Regions from separate parts of the Homo sapiens genome. Here region 1 is linked to region 2. Evidence: read pairs that join two places in POLR2A ChIA-PET (ENCODE). Cell type or tissue: OCI-LY7. All regions are shown on one strand. Each heading gives the region's core, and the rest is flanking DNA. Links, peaks and the distances in the headings are about the cores only.

What was found. ChIA-PET counts read pairs that join two places held together with the same protein. Peaks named below come from ENCODE experiments on the same cell type or tissue, not always from the same donor. Only the 100,000 strongest peaks of a DNase experiment are listed, where the experiment ranks them.
Region 1: POLR2A ChIA-PET joins it to region 2 with 8 read pairs; 16 of 35 experiments call an interaction of 5 or more read pairs at or near these places.

What each region holds. Positions count from the first base shown.
Region 1 is chr7:44,075,085-44,080,537 of GRCh38, forward strand. POLM (DNA polymerase mu) reads right to left here. Exons shown (of 11, transcript NM_013284.4): 3 at 4,777-4,875; 4 at 4,487-4,657; 5 at 3,656-3,727; 6 at 1,425-1,545. Among named protein-coding and RNA genes, the nearest start is that of MIR6838, 4.4 kb to the left of the region's middle. RefSeq lists an enhancer at 4,473-5,380. In OCI-LY7, for the core only: no CTCF peak of the experiment used is centred there; no DNase peak of the experiment used is centred there.
Region 2 is chr7:44,202,232-44,218,415 of GRCh38, forward strand. It overlaps YKT6 (YKT6 vesicular SNARE protein), which reads left to right. Exons shown (of 7, transcript NM_006555.4): 2 at 2,337-2,419; 3 at 4,154-4,254; 4 at 5,157-5,261; 5 at 5,902-5,967; 6 at 8,792-8,893; 7 at 10,016-12,063. The coding sequence ends at 10,051. It overlaps CAMK2B (calcium/calmodulin dependent protein kinase II beta), which reads right to left. Exons shown (of 24, transcript NM_001220.5): 24 at 14,923-16,184. Among named protein-coding and RNA genes, the nearest start is that of YKT6, 9.3 kb to the left of the region's middle. RefSeq lists enhancers at 11,910-12,825, 15,235-15,782, 15,783-16,184 and a silencer at 16,069-16,184. In OCI-LY7, for the core only: CTCF peaks have their summits at 12,273 and 12,478; DNase peaks (open chromatin) are centred at 11,880 and 12,310; H3K27ac peaks cover 537 bases.

The DNA.
Region 1 (5,453 bases), core at 2,367-4,866, 140 kb before region 2:
TTGTTGCCCAGGTTGGAGGGCAGTGGCGCAATCTGAGCTTACTGCAACCTCCACCTCCCAGGTTCAAGTGATTCTCCTGCCTCAGCCTCCCGAGTAGCTGAGATTACGGGTGTCTGCCACCACACCCAGCTAATTTTTTATTTTTAGTAGAGACAGGGTTTCGCCACGTTGGCCAGGCTGGTCTTGAACTCCTAACCTCAGGTGATCCACCCGCCTCGGCCTCTCAAAGTGCTGGGACTACATAAAGATGTGAGTCATGGCACCCAGCTAAGGAGAGGTTTAAATGTGAGGAACAGCAGCACCTGGCACAGTGAGCTCTCAGTAAACGCTGCTAACCATTCCTGACTACTCTTGCCATGGGGAGAGGCGATCAAGAGGAACCAGCTCTGCGGGTCTCACCTCCTGTCAGCTGAACTGGGCAGTGGCCCGGGGGAAGATGTGCGAAGAGGCAGTGGAGCTGGCAGTGCCTGCTGGGCTGTGGGGATTGCTTCAGCAGAGCCCTCAACCCAAGGGAGGTCCCAGATGGTGTGGCCAGAGTAGCCAGGCAGGCCATGCAGAGAGAACAGAGTATCTGCTCAACACCTGCCACTTGCCGGCTCTCACAGGGGAGCCTACGAATTCATTCCTTCCCACCTTTTTTTTTTTTTTTTTTTGAGATAGGGTCTTGCTCTGTCACTCAGGCTGGAGTGCAGTGGCTCAATCTCAGCTCATTGCAACTTCCACCTTGGCCTCAAGGCTTGACCTCCCGGGCTCGAGCGATCCTTGTACCTCGGCCTCATGAGTAGCTGGTACTACGGGCATCCACCATCACGCCTGGCTAACTCTTGTATTTCTCGTAGAGACAGGGTTTCACCCTGTTGCCCAGACTGGTCTTGAACTGCTGAGCTCAAGCGATCTACCCACCTTGACCTCCCAAAGTGCTGGGATTACAGGTGTGAGTCACCATGCCCAGCCTTCCTTCTCCATTTTACAGAAAATGTAACAGACTCAGAGAGGTTATTTCTTGGGCAATGGTCACCTACCTGGCAAATGGTAGATAAGACTCAAACCCAGGCCTAACAAACTTGAAAGCTGATGTTCTTTCTGCTGCTCAGTGCCACCTCTGCAGGCCTCCATGTACCAAGCACCACACTGGGCAGTGTGCCCAAGGCCCAGGCTGTCCCTGGTCACTGGTCAAAGTCTAACCAGTAGGCAGACACAAGCCCCTGGCATATCATGGAAGTTGCTGTGGTCAGCATCGTCCACTGAGAAAAGGCTTTGATAGATCCTGACTGCACTGGGTGGAGACCCCAGGAAGCCCACCACACAAAGCTGCCACCAAACCCTCTGCACCAGACTGCTCCCTTCCCTCTAGGGAGTTGATGCTGAGGGATCCAGGGTGCAGTTTAGGGAAGCCCAGGGCCCAGCCTCTCTGGAGGGCTCACCCGCTTTCTGCTGTTGGGTTAGTTTCTGGGGCTGCTCTCGGAGGTCATCTAAGGTTCGCAGTCCTTCCCGGTACCACCGGTCAGCAGTCTTCACACCGACCCCGAAGATCTGGGTGAAGAGCTGTGGGGAAGGAGCGTAGCCCGGTTGGGCAGAGCTCTCATGGCTAGACTCGGATGATCACCCGCTCCGGGACGGTGTGGCCCATGGAGCACCATGCACCAGGCAGGCGCCGTCCCCACTCGCAACCTGCCGTAGACCACAGGGCAAGGATTCAAACCTGGAGCCTGACTACCCAGCCTGCCGTCTCTGGGAACAAACCCACGCACACCCCTCTCCTCTCCTCTATGAAAGGGACTTACACAGCTCTAGCCTGTGATTCCAACATAATCAAAACAGTCACCCTAACACATCAGCACGAGGGGCTCCTAAGTCACTGGAAAAACCATGCCTCTCCCACCTAACAGAAGGTGGAACAAATTTCTGTGGTTCTCCTCCTTAGCCAACAGCAAAAAACAATGAGGAGTTAACAATCAAAAGGGTGGATTTAGGAGCAGAGTTGGCAGGGCTGGCTGGGGTGCTCACATATCTTCCCACAGAGGGTGGGCCCCAGCCCAAGCAAGTCACCTGCTTCAGGTCAGCCACTAGAGTCCCTCCCTAGGAATTCTGGATCTGAGACTGAGGGCAGGCCCACACAGTGGCAGAAGCTGTAGCCTGTGGCAGCCGAGCACCTTTTGTGGCCACATTTCCAACCGATGGAAGAAGCTGGTGCGTCGCAAGAGAGGGCGAAGCCACCGTGCAGAGGGGCAGAGGGGAGGAGGAGTGGCCTGGTGATACCCAGGTCGCTGAGCCCAGTTGTCCTGCAGACCGGCCACAGCCCTCCCCATCCTGGGCTCTGCTGGCCCTCCTTTCCTTTATTTTGTGAACCAACGGTGTGGGGTGGGTCACTGTCACTTGCAACCCAAAGAATCCTGACTAAAAATGATGAGATTAACCCAATTATATTGTTAATAAACTTCTCATTACTAATGTAATTTTCTGCCAGCCTAGATGCCTTCAGGGCTGGGGCTGAGGCTGACAGTGAAAGTACTCACTAACCTCACACCACTTCAAGGGGATTTCATCATCTTCAGGCCCCTCACTCCCACACTCACCACGGTGGCCCCACTCATCTGGTCCCCTGTCCCTGCCAGTGCCCCTTGCCCCCTTCCCTGCATATTTGAGCCCATTTGCCCTGCACACACTGCTCAAGTCTCTCCTCTTCGAAGCCCTCCCTGTCAATCCTGACAACATTCTGTGTGACCTCCCAAGGCCCCATCCACCCAGGAAGCCACACTTCACTGACAGTTATCCATGTGGCCACCGCTGTGACACCTCCAGCCACAAAGCCAGTTGGCAGAAGGGTGTCAAAGCAGGCACACCCGAGGCATCCAAAAGAACTCAGACGGCATTTCCCTATCAGACCAGGAGTGAGCAGAAACAGAGGGAAGGTGGCCATGGAAACAGGCAGGCTGACAACACTGAGAAAATAACACATAAGGTCCTGCAGAAGGCGGGCAAGGGCAAGCCCAGCATGCTCAGTGGCAGCACCCAAGGGTACATTTGGTTCACAGTGCTCTGTTTAAGATGCCACAGCATGTAATCTACTTGAGAATATTCCATCAAAAACAGTCAAGGCAGAGCGAAGTGGCTCATGCCTATAATCCCAGCATTTTGGGGACCAAGGCAGGAGAATCATTTGAGCATAGGGGTTTGAGACCAGCTTAGGCAACATTACCAAGACCCCATCTTTACGAGAAAGATTTAAAAATTAACCTGGTGTGGTGGCACATGCCTGTAGTCCCAGCTACTCCAGAGACTGAGGTGGGAGGATGGTTTGAGCCCAGGAAGTCAAGGCTGCCGTGAGCTGTGATCGCACCACTGTACTCCAGCCTGGGCGACAGAGCGAGACCCTGTCTCAAAAACAAAATAAAACAAAAAGCCCCAAAAGCCAGATGGTGCTGAGTGATCTAGAAAATTCTGTCCTCAAAACAAGCTTCTTCCTTGCCTGTCTCCACTTGGCTGCCTTGTGCATATCAGGTATCAGCTTAGCTGCCACTTCCTCGGCAAGACCTTCTCTGACCCCTGGGCTGGGTCAGCTGCCCCTGTTTGCCTCCCCGTGCATGGTGTGGACTGTGTTGTCATTCCCAGGGCAGGACATTCCTGGGGTAGGTCCGAGCCCTGCCCTGCGCACCTTCATGGTCTGGTACCTCTCTGAGCGCCGAACTCTCTCCACCTCCTCACACACTCCATGCTCCAGCAGCTCCTGGGGGAGGGAACAAAGCAGAACTCTAAGCCTGAGGGCGTGGGAAGAAAGAGAAGGGCGGGGAGTTAGGGTCAGGGCTGGGGGCCCAAGGACTGAGGCAGTCCCCTCCAACACCCGGCAGAGACAACTTTGTGAGGTCAGGGTCCAGTAGGACCTGGAAATGGAGACTGTGCCCAGGGAGGTGACCAAAGTTGCTGCCACACAGCTGGGAGGTCAGGGCTCCAGCCTCAAAGCTCCTTCGGGCCTGGAGTTACAGCAGCTGAGATGCCAGGTAACGTGGATCATCTCTCAGTCAAATAAGTCCCAAGATACATAAACAATTGCTTTTCAGAACATGTGAACTCAATACTACTTCATTTAAAAGCATCTTCTGTCACTGTGTATTCTTGCAATGAAAGTGCACTAAAGGACAACTAAACACACTGGGGCACTGAAAAGAGATGCTCACACTCAGGGTGCTCTCTTTCATTCCACTGTGGAGGGCAGTTTGGGACTAATGACAATGACAACAGTGTCACCCCTAGCCCTGCCAGGCCCCTCACAGCGCCATTCACTGGGTCCTCTAGGCCACCCAGGAGTAAATGGCTAGTGTGCACAGGAGGAATCTGAGCGCAGAGGGTGGCTTGTTGAGGCCTTGGAGCAGTGTCAGCACCCACGACTGTCTGTCCTCACCCACCCCCACAGCACCCTCTGCTGTCTCACCAGGCCCCAAGGCCTCCCCACCCACCCACTCACCCTGCTAGGATGGTAAGCACCTACCTGGACAACCCTAGAGGAGTGTTCTCCAAAGTGGGGAAGCCCCTGCAGCTGGCTCAGGGTTGTGACAGGGCTGGGAAGGGCCTTGAGCACCGAGGCTGCTCTGCAGAAGGTGAGGAGGCGGCCCTCACTGCCTTCAAAGCCTGCTGCCTCGGCCAGTATCTCCAGAGCCTCCTGCAGGGAGGGGCCCTAGGTAAGGGGCAGGGTGGGCAGCTCCAATCCCCCACCTACCACCCATCTGTACCCTTGTCCCCAACCCCCAGGGCTGGCCAAGGCTCATAGAAGCGGCTTACGGAGAGGCCAGTGTTGTGGTGTGTGAGGGGCGTAGGGCGCTGGCAGGCATAGGCAGGCATCCATGCTGGGCTCAGAGGCCCCTTCCTTGGCCCAGCCACCTGGGGATGGGCAATAAACAGGTCACTGTGAGGCTGCAGGGCTGGCAGGAGAGCCAGGCCGTACTCAGGCTTTGTTTCTCCTGGGGTGTCCAACTCGGGCCCTCTGGAGCTCATGGGACAGAGGTGGGCAACAAAACACCAGCGGCATGAGGCTGAGGGAGGCACCGCCCTGCAGAACAGGCTGTGCATGGGGCTCCTCATGCCAGGGTAGCAGCAATCACATCTGCCAGCCCTGTGGGCACTTCTCCTGCTGCTGCACATGATGCATGTACTCCATCACCCCAATCCTCACAACCAAGCGGGCTGGGGATGCTGAGGCCTTGGAGGCTAGGGGCTTGCCCCACAACCATGGCTCACAGGCTGGGCCAGGATTTGAAGGCAGGCAACCTGGCCCCAAGCCCACACCTGTCAGAGGCCGGGAGCCTTATAGCATCCAGAGGACAGGCTCCTGCTAACCCATGGGTCATCCCGCTCGGAGTTGCTGTGTCATCTACTTGGTGAGGAAGAAAGGCCTGAAGAAGGTAAAAATAAGCAGACCCCAGAATTTGCATCAGTGGTGAGAACAGAAGCTGAGATGG
Region 2 (16,184 bases), core at 11,048-13,547:
TTTTGTTGAAACTTTCTGCTTCTTTGAGTTCTTTTAAAAAAATATTTTTAATTGTGGTAAAATGGTACACAAAATTTATCTTCACTATCTTTAAGCGTGTAGTGAGTGCATTGATATGAAATAGATTGATAGTGTTGTGCAGCCATCACTGTCAATCGTCTCCAGAACTCCTTTTTATCAAATTCGTGTCTATTAAACACATTCCCTTCTCCCCCAGCCCATGGCAACTGCCATTCTAATTTGTCTCTGTGATTTTGACTTTTCTGGCGACCTTAGATAAATGGAATCATATAGTTTTTGTGTGTCTGGCTTATTTCATGTAGCATAATGTCCTCAAGGCTCATGCATCTTGTTGCATATATCAGAATTTCTTTCCTTTTTAAGGCTGAATAATCCATTGTATTATTCACCACATTTTGCTTATCTGTTCATCTGTCAGTGGACACCTGGGTTGCTTCCACATTTCAGCCATTGTGAATGATACTGCTATGAACATGGATGTACAAATATCTCTTCAAGACCCTGCTCGCATTTTTTTGGTATTTACCCAGAAGCGGAATTGCTGCATTATCTTTTAGCTCCTTCTTGGGGTTCTTGGTCTTTGCAGTCTTTACCATGGCCTACATTCACTGCTCTGTGTTGTTGCTTTTCTCAGATGGAACTTTTGGTGCCAACTTGGCTCTGATTCTTTTTCCTTTTTCCTTCCCATTAGTACTTAAGATTCTCAGAGATTTCACTTGTAGGACTTATACCTCACCTGCTTGGGATGCCCACACTAGTTTCCAATGACTAACAGCTGCAACACTAAAGGGACATCTCTACTAATATGTCTTAAAACAACACATGTCCCAGCTGATTTATTTATTTATTTATTTTATTTTAGATGGAGTCTTGCTCTGTCACCCAGGCTGGAGTGCAGTGGCACAGTGTCAGCTCACTGCAACCTCCGCCTCCTGGGTTCAAGTGATTCTCCTGCCTCAGCCTCCCAAGTAGCTGGGATTACAGGCGCGCACCACCACACCCGGCTAATTTTTGTATTTTTAGTAGAGATGGGGTTTTACCATGTTAGCCAGGCTGGTCTCGAACTCCTGAGCTCAAGTGATCCGCCTGCCTTGGCCTCCCAAAGTGCTAGGATTACAGGCTTGAGCCACCACGTCCGGCCTGAGCTTGTTTTCTTATAAGACCGCTTTACTTACGTCCTTTGTGCCCTATAATTACCCGATTCCAAAGTTGAAAAAGTAGTTTCCCAGCTTTTTTGGTCTTTGTATACATGCTGTCACAATGCAGTTCTTCCTTTGTCTCTTTATAGCCGTGTCTCAAATGCTGTCTCTAGGTTTACTGCAAAGCCTTCCTTGTTTGAGGTCTTCTTTTCTGAGGGGTTATTTTGATCACTTCAGTCCCTCAAGATATTAACAAGTAATACTGTGTGTGCAGGCATTGTTCCAAGTGCTTTACACGTATTACCTCGTTTAACTGTTGCACAAATCTTGATTTTTTTAATGTGGAGGCACAGCACACAGGCCCAGAGTCAGGCCTTCAGTTACCTATATGGCTCTGCTGGAGCCTGCTGCAGACTCCCATTTGAGCACCCTGCTTTGATGGCCCTGGTTGCCCTTTATATCACATCCTCAGTTGGAGGCTCCTTGTCAGCACCTCTTCCTCTGGCTGTACCATCTCCTGTGACTGTTCTGTTCTGGATAGATCTCTCTGTTGAGCCCATGATGGACCTTCTCCCTTTCACCCTTTGTATGAGCCATTTCCCACTTCTTTGTCTTGGATGAGCAGTTTTCCTTTTGTTCCATCCAGAGTGTCTTGCGCTCGTTCTGTGGACGAGCCCCAGCAGACCTGAGCCAGCACTCACTATGGGTGTATGTGGCATTGCGAGGGTCTGTCATGTGGACACAGCCATAAATGGTTGTGCATTTCTGCCTGACAGTTTTTGCACACTATTCTTCTAGTGCAGTTCTTATAAATGTCCTGCTTCTTGGAAGTTATTGGGACCTTGAGAGCAGGACCTGCCTCTTGTTTTTCCATTGCATTCCAAATTATGCATTCACCAAAATGTAAAATTGACTGTATCCTGTGGAAAAACCCCCCAGAAAATTCACCTGTTTTGGTGAGCCAGGTAGCAAACAGATGGAGCTTTCATGGTGATGATAATTCATAATTATCAGTATTTGTGCTCATTTATAGAGTGTTTGTTACTAGGGATGGGAGGGAAAGGAATGAAACCAAGAAGCAATGTCTACTTAATGTATAAGCCCAGAGGTCACTTTCCACTGTGTTGGGGACAAGGTGATAAGAAGTAGGCAATAAATACATTTTGTGTTTCTTAGCGTTCAGGAATTCATGACCTTCACGAGTCAACTGATTGTGGAGCGCTCATCGAAAGGCACTAGAGCTTCTGTCAAAGAACAAGGTAAGAAGACCCTCCAACTTCTGTGCGTGTGCTGGCCTGGCTGCCATGCCTCACCTCACATAGCACCCAGCTTTCTCCTTTCTACTGGGACCCTACTCCTCCTCTAGCTTGTTCTCTCTTTCCCACCTCTTCCTTTTCCTATTTATGCAGAATTCTGTGCCCACTGTTGAAGTCTGAGCTTCCCAGATAAAATTGCCCTCAAACTTAGACTCATTTAAGATTAGGGTCTGACTCTTTTGGAGCAGTAAGCAGCCTTCATATCGTATTCTTCCCTATCCTCTTCAGAGTTGCAGACCCCTCAAAAAAGGATTTCCAGCTAGCACTGTTGAGGTACTATATGTATTCTGTGCATCGTAGATTTTTTGATCAGGAATCTGAAAAAACTATTTTTTCTTTCTGATAATTCAGGTTTAGGCATTTATTTAGATGTGTATGTTATACAGACAGATCAGGAAAGAGTTACATGAGTTTCATCAGGTAGGGACAAAGATCATCTCACACTTATGCTAACCTCAAGTCACGTGACATAGAGTTACTGAATTGATGATATAAATGTCAGTTATGATACAGGCAGGATTGACTATATACACTTTATGTGGGATCTCTGTGCTATTAACATCATAGAAGTGAAATCGCATCACAAATATTTCAGTGTTCTTGCTCTGTTCTTCAAACTGTGCCTGCCCTTCCCACGTTTATTACTTAAAGACAATTCCTCCACTGACCAGGTTCTCAGTTTCTTTGGAGGGTATGCACTTTGACCCCATGTTTGAATCTTAATTGGGGATGGTATACAAAATCTGGAGAGCATTGGTGACAACCCCCTGTCCTCTTCCTCCTCCTCATTCTTGTTCTCATTTATCTCTGCTCTTTTCTGATTTCAGGGGCTCACCATCATTCCCTCCTCTTTTATTTGTTTTTCTGTTGTTTAGCATTGGAATCTTCTGGGTCAGATCCTTAAGGACAAGAAGGTTCTTATTTGTAAGCTGTAATCCTTACATTTCTCTTTCCTTGGGGATATGGTTAGCTGTATCAACTCTGAATCCTTTCAAAGTGATGGAAATGAACAATCCTGTGGATTGTGAATATTTTGCGGAAGACCTGTACAACTGTACCTTTCAATCATATGAGGATTTTAGCACAGTGCTCTGGAGGCCTTAGCTGGCAGTAGCTAATCTTTTTCTAGACTAACCCCCCTACTCCCAGTCACCCACCAGAGTGGAGCAAACCCAGCAGGTTGCTATAATATGGAAGACTGAGGCCCTGGGGGGTAATTTCCTGTCTTTTGGCTGCTCTGAAAAGATTTTTTAAGAAAGCAGAGGCCTCTTGGCTTGTCCAGGGTTCCCTAAGTTTGGGAGCAGCACAGAGCCCCAAGGGCTCCAGATCCCTAAGATATAGCTTGGCCTGACCCGAGCTTAAGGAATACACTTGGAAATGCTCCTGGGGCCATGTTGTCAAGGGTGTGTTTTCTGCACCACTGGCTGTTTCTTTAAGCCCTGGCTTTGCATACTGGGCCTCTGGGTATTTACTGGTCCTAAAGCAGGCGTTGGGCCAAGCTCCTGTGTGTGGCCCATTGGGCTGTGCTGCTAAGCCTCTCCACAAGACTTGCCCAGAGCTATTGAGCTTCCGAGTGGCTTCATTTGGCCTAACATTGGATGCTTTGATTTGGGGGGATTAAAAGAAGTCTGAAGCCCTCATGTCAGCATCCATGTGTCTGATCTCTTGTCTCCTTAGACTATCTGTGCCACGTCTACGTCCGGAATGATAGTCTTGCAGGTGTGGTCATTGCTGACAATGAATACCCATCCCGGGTGGCCTTTACCTTGCTGGAGAAGGTGAGTTTTTTATTTGCCTCTCCTGGACTTGGATGATGAATGGGCACATTTATGGACTGGGACAGGGGTTGATGGCAGTCCCTGAGACATAAGGGATGAAATGATGTGTCCAAAGTCAACACATTTTTCAGCCCCCTTCCCTGCAACCCAAGAGACAATTTGGCATCCCTGTATGGGTTTCCTCCCCGGTGCTGTCCCTCATGTGAGCTGGGTCTAGGCCACTGAGTCATAGCATCTATTCTCTGGGATGGGACCCTCGGAGACAGCTGTGCCTTGTGTTCTCGCCCCCTGTGCTTCTGCTCAAGGAGTCTCCCTCTTGAATGCCTTCACTCTCCCCATTGCCTCCTGCAGTTGCTGCATCCCTCTACCTTGATGTCAGTCAGTTGCACCACAGAGCTTAGCACCTAAGCATTCTTTAAATTTTTTTGCGTACGGTGCTAATTACTAATATTAACTCTTTGAAGTCAGAGGCTTCATCCTATACCCCAGAGCACCAAAATACCTCCAAACACATGGAATCTGGTGGTTTCTTAAATCTAGGGGACCTAATTCTCTTTTTTAAAAAATTGCTTTGGAAAATTAGAGGACCAGTGCCCCTTTTTTCTGGAAATCTGTAGTTTAAAATTCAAATACCTTTATTACTCCCCAAGTGAGGTTCATCTCGGGCTGGGCATACTTTTGATTCTCAGAATATTTAGGATATGTTTTAATGATAAAAATTTGGAAAGAACTTTAGCCTAGATTTTCTCTGTTGCCATTATATGTCCCCCTCATTCCTCCTTCCTGGGCTGTGAAGGCCAAGGAGCCTCATTCAGGGTGAGGTGCTCAGGGGTGAAGCCCTGTCATTGAGACCACTGGTGAGTGCACAGTGGGAGGCTTGTTGAGTCTCCTTTGTCTTGCAGGTACTAGATGAATTCTCCAAGCAAGTCGACAGGATAGACTGGCCAGTAGGATCCCCTGCTACAATCCATTACCCAGCCCTGGATGGTCACCTCAGTAGATACCAGGTAGGGTTAAAGGAAGCTTCAGCAGACACCATGTGGCCCAGAATCCATGTGAAACTGAAAAAGCCAACTGCCCTGATAGTTCTGGTCTAATTACTTCTGACAGCTTCTGATGCTGGTGTCCTCTCTCAAGCCTTACTGTTTGGAAAACAGAGAATCTACGTTCAGACCGGGGAACCCAAGCTCTAGGCAGGCTTTGGGTTTCTGTTACATGTTAAACAGGCTGTGGGTTTTTTTTTTTGTTTTTTGTTTTTTGAGTTGGAGTCTCACTCTGTTTCCCAGGCTGGAGTGCAGTGGCGCAATCTCGGCTCACTCAACCTGCACCTCCTGGGTTCAAGCGATTCTCCTGCCTCAGCCTCCCGAGTAGCTGGGATTACAGGCATGTGCCACCACGCCTGGCTAATTTTTGTATTTTTAGTAGAGACGGTTTCACCATGTTGGTCAGGCTGGTCTCGAACTCTTGATCTCTGGTGATCCACCCGCCTCATCCTCCCAAAATGCTGGGATTACAGGCGTGAGCCACTGTGCCCGGCCCAGGCTGTGGTTTTTAACCTGTGAAAGTTTGTCCAGCTTCCTCAGTTTTAGGTTTTGTTTGCAGGTAGCCACTCCAGTCCTGACTTTATTATTTTTCACTCTTTCCTAGAACCCACGAGAAGCTGATCCCATGACTAAAGTGCAGGCCGAACTAGATGAGACCAAAATCATTCTGGTAAGCAGGAAGATGGAGAGCAAGCCCAAGAACTGAGGCGGGGGTGCGATTTCCACTGGCCAGGCATGCACAGATCCATCCTCGTTTTAATATAATAGTAACCACGGCACTCTCCAGCAAGTGGGATTGCCCACCCCTTCCCCCACCCCGGGCATCAGACTGTCTTTCCTATACCCTTCTCTTGGTTAATGGCACCCATTGTTTCTAGGGGACCAAGCTGGGAACCAGTGGAACCCTCAAGTCTCCCTTCCTCATGGCTACTGCCTGTCTGACCATTTACTGGGTTCCTAGGGTTTGGCTTCTGAAGACCTGGATTCCCACCCTGGTGCCTTTGTTAGGGTTTCGGGTGCCTCCACACCCCACAGGTGCCTCCCCTTGCAGCGTTTGCATTGAAGGTGAACAGATTGAAGCACCGTGCACTGACCACAGGGCAGCTTCTGGAATATGGGCCCAGGGTTGTCACATAGGCCCCTTTGAAAAGAGCCAGAACCCTGCATTTTGAGCTGAAATCTCCTGATTTGTAACTGTTGCTTCAACTCTTTTTTTTTAAATTTTTGCATACAAGTGGAATGTAAGCAGCTATCTGTTTTTCTCAGGTTTTTCTCTTACAGCCTTTGCCTCTAAGTGGTCCCCTTGCCTCCTGCTCACCTCCAGTCTGTCCACCAGAGAGTAGTCATTGATCTGCACAACTTAGAACCCTTCAGCAGCTCTCAGATCCGCCCCAGGATAAAGTGCAAACTAACTCACAGTCTCCTGACTGGGCCCTGTTCTCTCTTATACCCTTTCTTGCCCAGCTCACACACAGGCGCCTGAAGGTTGGGCCTTTCTGACCAGATGTCACAGTTTTGTCACTGCTTGTTTACATGTCTCCCTGACCAGCGTATGAGCACTGGGACATCTTTCCATCCTGCTCATGATACAGTGCCTAGTTTATACCATGCTCAGCAGTTGATAGATACCTGGAGTGGATTGAAACCCACATACAAAGCTTTACCATTTACACAGGCATAGCTTTAGTGTGTACATCAGCGTCTCCTGGGGTTGGAGTTGTTGGCCTGCGATGGAGCCTGGGAACCTGCATTTTATAAAAAGCATCCCAGGGGCTTCAAACACAGGTGTGCTGACTGCACTCCAAATAACGTGGCTTTGGAATGAACGATAGATGTGAAAGTCTCATGGTATCTGTGTCTTTTGAAACCTTGTGAGCTTTCTTACCACCTAGGTGGCATTTCTCCGTTTTCTCCTCAAGCCATCTCTTTCTGTTGCTCAAGTCCTAGTCTGAGTACCATGACACCTGGGACACCCGCTGTTTCTCCTCTCCCCACGGTGGGGAGTGGATGAGTCCTATTCACCCAGCCTCATCTAGCTGCAGTTGTAAAATCTAGATGATTGGTGTGCATATCTGAATCAGTTAACTTTCTGTGTTAAAAATTTGAGTCGCTCAGCTGTGTGTAGGGATGAAGGACATTCTTGCTGGCTCCTTGTTCTATGGCGCTTCATGTGTGCATCTAGCTGCTGCAGCAGTGGCCATCTGAGGAGAGAAGCGAGCTGCTGCTTCCTGAGGGCCCTGGCAGCAGAGCTGCTGGCTCTTGTGAGGTCTCCATCTCTAGACCCCTTCCCATGGGGTCAGTGTTTTCATTTCCTAAGTCAGAGTTTGTAGTGATGACATTTAGGACATAGCCCATTTAGAAGGCAGGACATGTTCTGTCATAGTGCTGTCTGGTATATATTTGGGGCATGTGTGTAACTTAGAATTTTCTAGGAGCCATATTTTAAAATGATAAAAGGAAAATAGGTAGAATTTAATTTAATTATATATTTTACTTAACGCAGTATATCCAAATACAATTTTTCCAACATGTAATCGGTATAAAACTTGTTTTTTTTTCAGTATAAAACTTACTAATGAAGCATGTGTGAGTTTGCATCTGAAATCTGGTGTGTCTGTACTCAGAGCGCTGCTCAGTTTGGACTTGCCTCACATCAAGTGCTCAATAGCCATTTCCCACCGCCTTTTGTTTCCTGTGGCTGCTGTCAACAGAAACCCTCAAATATTTGCTTTTAACAGATAGCTCTGTGGGCCTGGCTGGTGTCTTTTGGGGCTCTGAGTGTCTGTCCCAGGCCTCTCTCCAGCCTCTGGTGGCTGCTGGCCATCCTTGGCATTCCTTGGATTAGAGGTGCATCACTTCAGGCTCTGCCTCTGCCGTCACGTGACCTTCTGTGTGTGTGTTTCCGTTTCTTACCAGGACATCAGTCATGGAATTAGATGCCACCCTAATCCAGTATTACCTCTTCCTAACTAGTTACATCTGCCAAGACCCTATTTCTAAATATGGTCACATTCAGAGATTCTGGGGATGTTAATTTCTGGGATGCGGTTGGGGTTGGGGGGTGCGGTGTGGGTCACTCTCCAACCCAGTACAATCATATAGTGCCCAGCTACTCTTTTTTCCAAAGCTCCATGCACACGCACATGTGCGTGCACACACACACACACACACAAATGTATATATAAATGTGTGTGTATATATATATATGAGTTTTCCTGGAGTGCTGGTTATCTAAGCCTGTGCTGGGGACAGCTTTTTGGGAAGTCTGCTACATCCCAGTTAGATCTTCTAGATTTCACGGGAATGTCACCAGGTTCTGTTCCATCCACTTGGACAGTAACTATTCTTGGACCGAGTCTCGACACCTAGAGGTGAAGTTTGTGTGTGTTGGAGAGGAACCCAGGTAAGGCACTTTCCCCCATGACTGAAATATGAGGGGCTCATGTCAGGGCACGTACTGAACAGAGCTGGATTCTCTTTTCTTTTTTGTCCAGCACAACACCATGGAGTCTCTGTTAGAGCGAGGTGAGAAGCTAGATGACTTGGTGTCCAAATCCGAGGTGCTGGGAACACAGTCTAAAGCCTTCTATAAAACTGTGAGTACCCAGCACCTGCTGCCTCCTGGGTGTTCTCTCTAGAGAGCAGTCGCAGCTTGCTGCTTCTGGCACTCTCCACTATGAACGGGTCTTTCTTAGACTGTTGAATCATGGTGGATGATTCCTTGTGCGGCAAGAGCCTAAGGTGAGCGCCTCAGGCCCAGGTGGTTGGAGGCAGTTCACTTGGGCGCCGTTGGAGTCGATGCGGGCCGAGGCCTTGTTCCACTCCTGCCTCTGCTCTGCCCTCTGCTGCTCTGGCTGATTTCTGAACTCCTACTCCCAGTCCAGGAAGGCTGGTTCAAGTTCTGATCACCAGAGATTTACTGTTGAATCTTATTCCTCTTTCTGCTGAGTAGACATAAGTCTTTAAGATGCAAGCAATTCAGCCTTCCTGAAGAGGTTCTTAAGCTTTTAATTTCCCTTTGACAGAAAATATTTAATTGACAAGGATGGGTGCTGCTGACTGCCGCTTTCTCTCAGGTCAGTGCTCATGTCTTCCTATGTGGAGATGGCACTGTTGGCCCATGGTTGGATAGTCATAGGGACAAATTTACTTGGTCTGTCCACACACATTTGCTTTCATGTGCACATTGGAGGGAGATGGCTAGGTGGGATTAGGAAGATAGTCTGTGACCAGAAAGCAAGAGAGAAGGTGGCAACAGTGGTCCCCACAAACCACATCCCAAGTGGGAACCACATCTGTTGTCCTCAGGACCATCTTCTAGGAAGAAACACCACCGTGGTGGTCAGATAGCATTGTGTGAAGACAGGAGTGGGGCAAAGTTAAGATATTCTGCCAATCCCATTTGTATTATTGGTCCTTTGTTTGTACCTGGCCTAACTGTAGGAATTTTACTCACTTTTTGATAGCATTAATGGGGTGTGAGAAAAGAAAGGAAAAAGGATCCCAGACTAGTTTTGGAAGCCGGGGCCCGCCTTGTGCTTGGTGATGGGAATTGCTTGTGGACAGCTTCCCTCAAGGCCTCCACCCCCACCCTGTTCTAGTGCTAGTTTCTCTGCCTGGCTGTGTCCTGTGGAGCTCCCTCTGCCACGCCTGCCAGGATTGGGGCTTCCCTTACTTCGTCAGTCCTCCTTCTCAGCTCCTCTTTGTTTTTTTCCAAGGCCCGGAAACAAAACTCATGCTGTGCCATCATGTGATGCAGCCTGCCAGAGGCCCAATGCTGGAATGGCACCATCATTCACATCAGAACTGCAGCCCCTGGAAAAGAAGAGACAGCCATAGACGAGGAGCCAGAGTGGGGGCAGACTGGCCATTTTTATTTTGAAGTTCCTGCGAGAAATGGATGGTGGAAGGGTGGCGAATGTTCAAATTCATATGTGTGGTAGTGATTCTTGGAAAGAATTTGAGGTCCCCAAAGGTGTATTTTTGGGCAAATGAAACCATAAACTCCGACTGGCTTCTGTAGATGCCAAAGGGCTCTTTTTCAGCTAACCCTGGGAAGGCTCTGTGGGAGGGAGGTCGGAGCCAGCTGTTTCTCGATCTTTGGTATATCTTTGGATCTTATTTGTACATTAATGATATTAACACTCCAGTGGGGGGTGGGGAGTCCCTGATGCTAGGGCTGGGGTGGGTGGAGTTTGAAGACTCTTGGGAAAGCCTCTCCTGGGGCCACTGTTGGGGGTGGGAGTGAGCCCACCACAGAGGCCACAGGCAGGCCCCCACTTCAGGCCCAAGGCCTGGGGCGGGGGGAACAGTCACTGGGTCTCAGATTCTGAGACTGTTGTTTAGCTTACCTTTCTGCTAGGATTGGCTTCCCGCAGAGGGCAGGGCCCATCCTAAGCAGCTTCCAAGTCCCACAAAGGTGGCTTGTGGGAGGATTTGGAAGGAGCTGCATTGTGGGCGGGGAGTGTGTGGGTTGGGTTCGTACCAGCAAGTAGACTAGGAACTGAGCCCAGGAAAGGGGGATGTTTTCCTGGTGTTTGGATGGTCAGCTGGGAGTGTCCATCATCAGGGGAAGATCAAACACAGGTGCACTCAGCTGCCCAGGGCCTCTGGGACACTTGCCTTGACTTGCAACTTGCCTTGAACATCACGATCAAAGCAGCAGGTGCTGTGGTCTCTCAAAATTGATTTTTATTTGACTCTGTGGCTCTAAGACTGCCTTGAACCGCCTGAGGCCTATGCATCTGAACAAGTGGGTCTCTCCCTTGAGCACCAGGAGTGGGTGCCAGCCGGCCCCGAGGATTCCCAGCACCCCACCTATGGTCTTGCCAGCATAGGCTTGCTAGTTCCTTCTTGGTCAGAGGTAGCTGCAGAGGGGGGAGGCCAAGGGTTTGGTCTAAGCTGTGCCCTGCCACCTGGCAGGAGGCCCACTCACTGCCCAAGTCATGGCAACAGGCTGGAGCAGCCCAGGAGATGGGCCTAAAATGTTCTGGATCCCTTGGGTCCTAGTGTTATGTTCCAGTCTGCCCACCTGTGCTCAGGATGCAGCCCTGGGATCCAGCACCCATGGAAGCTTCTGCTGGGATGGTGTCACCTATGGGTTTTGAACCAGTGTGGTATGGTCCTTGGGAGCTCTGCTCTGAGCTTGCCACACTGCTGAGAGCACCCACTGTCCTGACCAGAGTCTCAGTGGTCCTGACCCCCAATGTGGGCAGGGGCTGGGCAGGAGGGTGGGGTCTGCTGTGGGTTCAGAGGACTCCACCTCCTGGCTGGTTTACCTGCTGCTGCCCATTTTCTCTGGGTACTGCTGGCCAGAGGACTTTAGCCTACCCCTGAAGAGCCTGTCCATGTCATTTTCCTACTGCCATAGATACCCTAAGCCCAGGGCCCCTTGAGGCCCAGACTCAGCCTGCCCACTGGTGCCGGAGACGGAGTGGAGTGGGCCTGGATCCGAGGGATGCTACCTCTCCCTTTCCCACTTGAGGACCCTGGGGAGAGATGGGGGCGGGGAAAATGGAGGTATGAATTTGGGGTAAGAGGAAGTGAGATCTCCGCTTGCAGGTCAGCCCCTGCCTTGCAGGGCGGGCTGGCTTGACTCAGGCCCTGTGAGATAGAGGGCCCAGCCCAGCCCCACCCACAGATCCCCTGCTCCTGTTGTGTTCTGTTGTAAATCATTTGGCGAGACTGTATTTTAGTAACTGCTGCCTAACTTCCCTGTGTTCTATTTGAGAGGCGCCTGTCTGGATAAAGTTGTCTTGAAATTTCACAGTGGTCCTGTGCTTTCTTTGTGCTTCAGGGGAATCCTTTCTTCACCAAGCCCTTCCCCCGGGGGAGAGAGTGGCCTCATGCTGTGTGCCTGTGGGCCTGCCGCATGCAAGGGTCCAAGTTATCCTGACCAGCTCCTGTCCAGGAGAGGTAGCTGCAGGCCTGACTCCTTCACCTCCTTTCTATAGACCTTGCTAGCAGGAACTGTATTTTCTTTTTTGCTGTTAACCAGGTGAGGGAGCCCTGGAGTAGAAGAAGCCCTGTCATTGCTGAATCCTGTTGCCTGGTCTTAGCTGCAGCCAGGAGACCCACCCTAGGAAAGCTGCCTCATAGCTGCAGAGCCATGGGACAGGAGGCCCCATCCCCATCCTGATCCCGCTGTAGGCTTCCTGTCCCTCACCGCTGACCCCAGGGTCAATCTGAGACCACCTGGCATCCCACCAAGCACAGGTGGCAACTTTTCAGGAGCAGAGGGGGCTCCACAGGGTACCTGGAAGCTTCCTGGTTCCTGGAGGAGCCAAAGCTGACCCCTGCTTTGGTTGGGAGGTGAACCAGGGGTAAGTCAAATTCAAGTCTCACATCTGGTTTTGAGTTCAGGGAACCCTCTGAAGCCTCTGTAGCCTCCCAGGGAGGCGGGCCCAAGGCTGCTTTCAGCCTGTACTTCTGATCCTGGAAGGCAGAGACCTCTCTGACTGGCCCAGCAAGCAGCCTTGGGCAGTGCTCAGCTTTTCCTGTTCTGAGGACCTGCCAGACCTGGGTTGGGGTGGGATGGGGTAACCCTTAGGGTCATGTGGCCCAGGGAGCTTTGTTCAGAGGGTGCTATTTAAAAGTGATGAATGGGCCGGGTGCAGTGGCTCATGCCTGTAATCCCAGCACTTTGGGAGGCTGAGGTAGGCAGATCATTTGAGGTCGGGAGTTCGAGACCAGCCTGACCAACATGGTGAAACCCCATGTCTACTAAAATACAAAAGTTAGCTGGGCATGGTGGCGGGCACCTGTAATCTCAGCTACTCGGGAGGCTGAGGCAGGAGAATCACTTGAACCCAGGAGGGAGAAGTTGCAGTGAGCCAAGATCGCGCCACTGCACTCCAGCCTGGGCGACAGAGTGAGGCTCCCTCTCAAAAATATATAAAAATAAAAGCGATGAATGAAATGCCCGTCGGTGGTGTCCTTTTTGCCTGTAGCGCTTGGCCCAGTACAGGGTGGCTTAGCCCTGTGTGCTGTGCCCTAATACCTCATCAGAGTTGCTGCCCTGATGGCATCTGCAGAAGGGCCTCAGGAATAATGCATGTGAGGGCGCACGATCCGCAGTGCCTGCAGCCTTCCTGGGGGAGGCCTGGCCTGGAAAGCCTCCTCCGATTACAGCTGATAGGCAAGTGGAGCCCTAGATACCATGCTGGGGACAGACACTGCAGCACTCGTGGGCACTGGCCTAGATTCTTTGCACCTGGCTCTTGGGACCTGCCACCTGCCCACCCACACACCTGAGAGCACCTGTCCAGGTGCAGACCATGGGGAGCAAGAAGCTGACATCCAGGGCCACTCTGCCGCGTGAAGGTGCTCAGGGTGGAGGAGGAGACTGAGGGCTTTAGCCAGTTCTGGGGGATCCTTCAGGCTCCTTGCCCATAGTGGATAGGACTGAGAGTGTGTAGGGGCACTCGTCTTGTCAGAAGTTACTTGGACCCAAAATGCAGGTGTGTTTAGTGTCTGGGACTGTTTTGAAGCCCATCCTTCTGTTTAGGAAAGTGCCGTGGCACTGCCTGGGACACAGGTGTGGAGGGGAGCCAAGGGCAGGGCCACACTCTGAGCAGGTTGCCATGGAGACATGAGGGTGCATCAGGGGGCCCAGCGGGGGCCACGAGGGTGCGTCGGGGAGGGAGGAGGGCATTGAGGCTGAGAAGGGCCAGCATAGCACAGGCAGGTGCAGTTGCTTTCCCAGGCTGGGCCTGAGCGTGTGCCCCATGGGGCCAGGCAGCATAGGTGGTGGGTGGAGCCTGAGGACAGGAGAAACTTGGCAGGGGGTTACTCCTTACTCCAACCTAAGAGTTTGCGCTTAGCTTGGGCTGGAGATGCAGAGGGAAGGCCTCAGGGGTGCCTGTCTCCTTCACACCCAGGACGAAGTCCCCAAGCCTGGCCTGGCCCACAGGCCTGTAGCACCTGGCCAGTCTGGCCTGGTATCTGGCTTCCCTGTCTCCATTCCAGCTCTCTGTCCTGGATTCTGGGCTGGTTGTGTGGCCTCTGCTGGAGCCTCCTGGCCCCCATGGTGGCTGCCTACTGTATCACCTTGCGCCTTGCCTATGTCTGGTGCCCGAGGCTGATGTCCACACAGGCCTGCGTGCCATCTGTCTGCATAATCCACTGGGGTGGAGCCCGGCTCTGTGGTCACTGTGTGTCCTCAGCATCCAGAATAGCCAATACATGTAGCAGGGGCGGAAGGAAACAGCAGGACAGCCAGAGGTCTTGGTCCTGGGGCTCCTTCCTGCCCAGAGGCTGCCCTGGCCACATCCTTAGCGGCCACCGGGGGTGAATGGAGAGGTCAGGGGTGTTGGGGGCTGGGATCCAGTTTCAGTTCCAGCATTCAGGGTGGACAGCGCTGGGCCCAGAAGACTTCAGAGGACCAGAGGAAGAGGTGGAGACAGCTGGTAGAGCTATGATCTATGACTAGTGCCCTACCTGGGGTGAGCCGTTCACCCTAGAGGGGCTCAGGACTGTCAGGGCCAGCTCAGGGCTCCCATAGCACTACCTTTCATTGGAGGAGGGGCCCAAGTAGGGTCTTGGCCAGGGACCGGGCTTGAGTCTGTATTTTGGCGCAGGAGGTCGGCAGGATTCCAGCTAAAGCACCCAGCTGCACTTGAAGCAGTTTGTCCTGTTTTTCTTTTATTTGCAGTTTCCCGAGACAGAACAAAATAAGAATAATTTTTGTACACTTACAAGGCTCAGAAAGAAAAGACAATGAAACTCAGCAAAAAGAGAGAGGAGGGGAGGCCAGCCAGCACCGTGGGCAGCCGACCCCTTGCAGCGCTGGCCAGCGGCCGCCACCACCACACCGCGGACACCTAGCTAGCAGACCGGTGTGGCTTGCTCTTTAGGGGTCATGCAAAAGAATTATCCCCCAGAAAAAAAATCCCCAAATTATCCCAGACAGGCAGCTCCGTGGAGGTGACAAGGTGAGAGGGAGAGGAGGGGAGGAGGCCCCAGGACGCCAGGGTGGCCGGCTGCTGGGCCACGTGCTGTCCGTGGTGAGCCCTGCCGCTGTCCCATGGCCCAGGGAGCCACTGGTGCGGAGCCCGGCAGATGTTTACCCTGTGTTCATGGATGGGGACAGCTGTCCTGGGCACAGCGTGGACGGAAGATGGTGTCCACTCTGAGTGTTCATCGGTGGACAGTCCCCTTGGAGTTTAGGATCCTGTGTCCTGTTCCCCATTCTGTGCCCCTCCCTTGGCTTGATTTGTAGGGGAAGATAAAGAAAATCCTTGTTGAAAACAATGTGAATTGAAAGTGGGCAGGCACTGGGGCAGGAGCCCCTGACCCTCTGCAGTCAGGGCTTGTGACCACCCCCACCCAACCTGGCTTCAGACCCACCCTGCAGCCCCACCATGCTCGGGCTTGCCCTGTCCCCGAGCTCCCCCATGGTACACACCATCACAAGGGGCCGGGGACCCACCGCCTCGAACCCAGGCAGCCGACGCTCAGGAGCACAGGGCTAGACCCTGCCCTCCATCCGCTGGTGTCCTGGGCCCTGTGCCCACCTGTTTCTGTCCCCAGCCCGCCTTATCTCCATAGCTGCATCCCTGGCCCACCTAGAAGGTGCCCTCACACGCACTGCAGCCCGCCAAGGCACTGGCACACCTGACACTGCACGGGCAGCACTGCCCTCACGCCTCCCATGTGCCCTAGGCTGGCTCCCACTGTAGCTTTTGCTCCCTTCTGCTCCCGGCCCAGATTCCAAAGGCACTCCCACTTCAGTAAACCCCTGCACAGACCCTTGTCTCAGCCCAGAAGCTGGGCAGCCACCACCTCTGATCCCGCTCTGCCACTAGCTGCACCACCCGACCAAACCCCAAGCCCCAGGCTTCCCCAAACCCCATCAGCAGACGAATATGCCCAGACACAAAGCCTGGC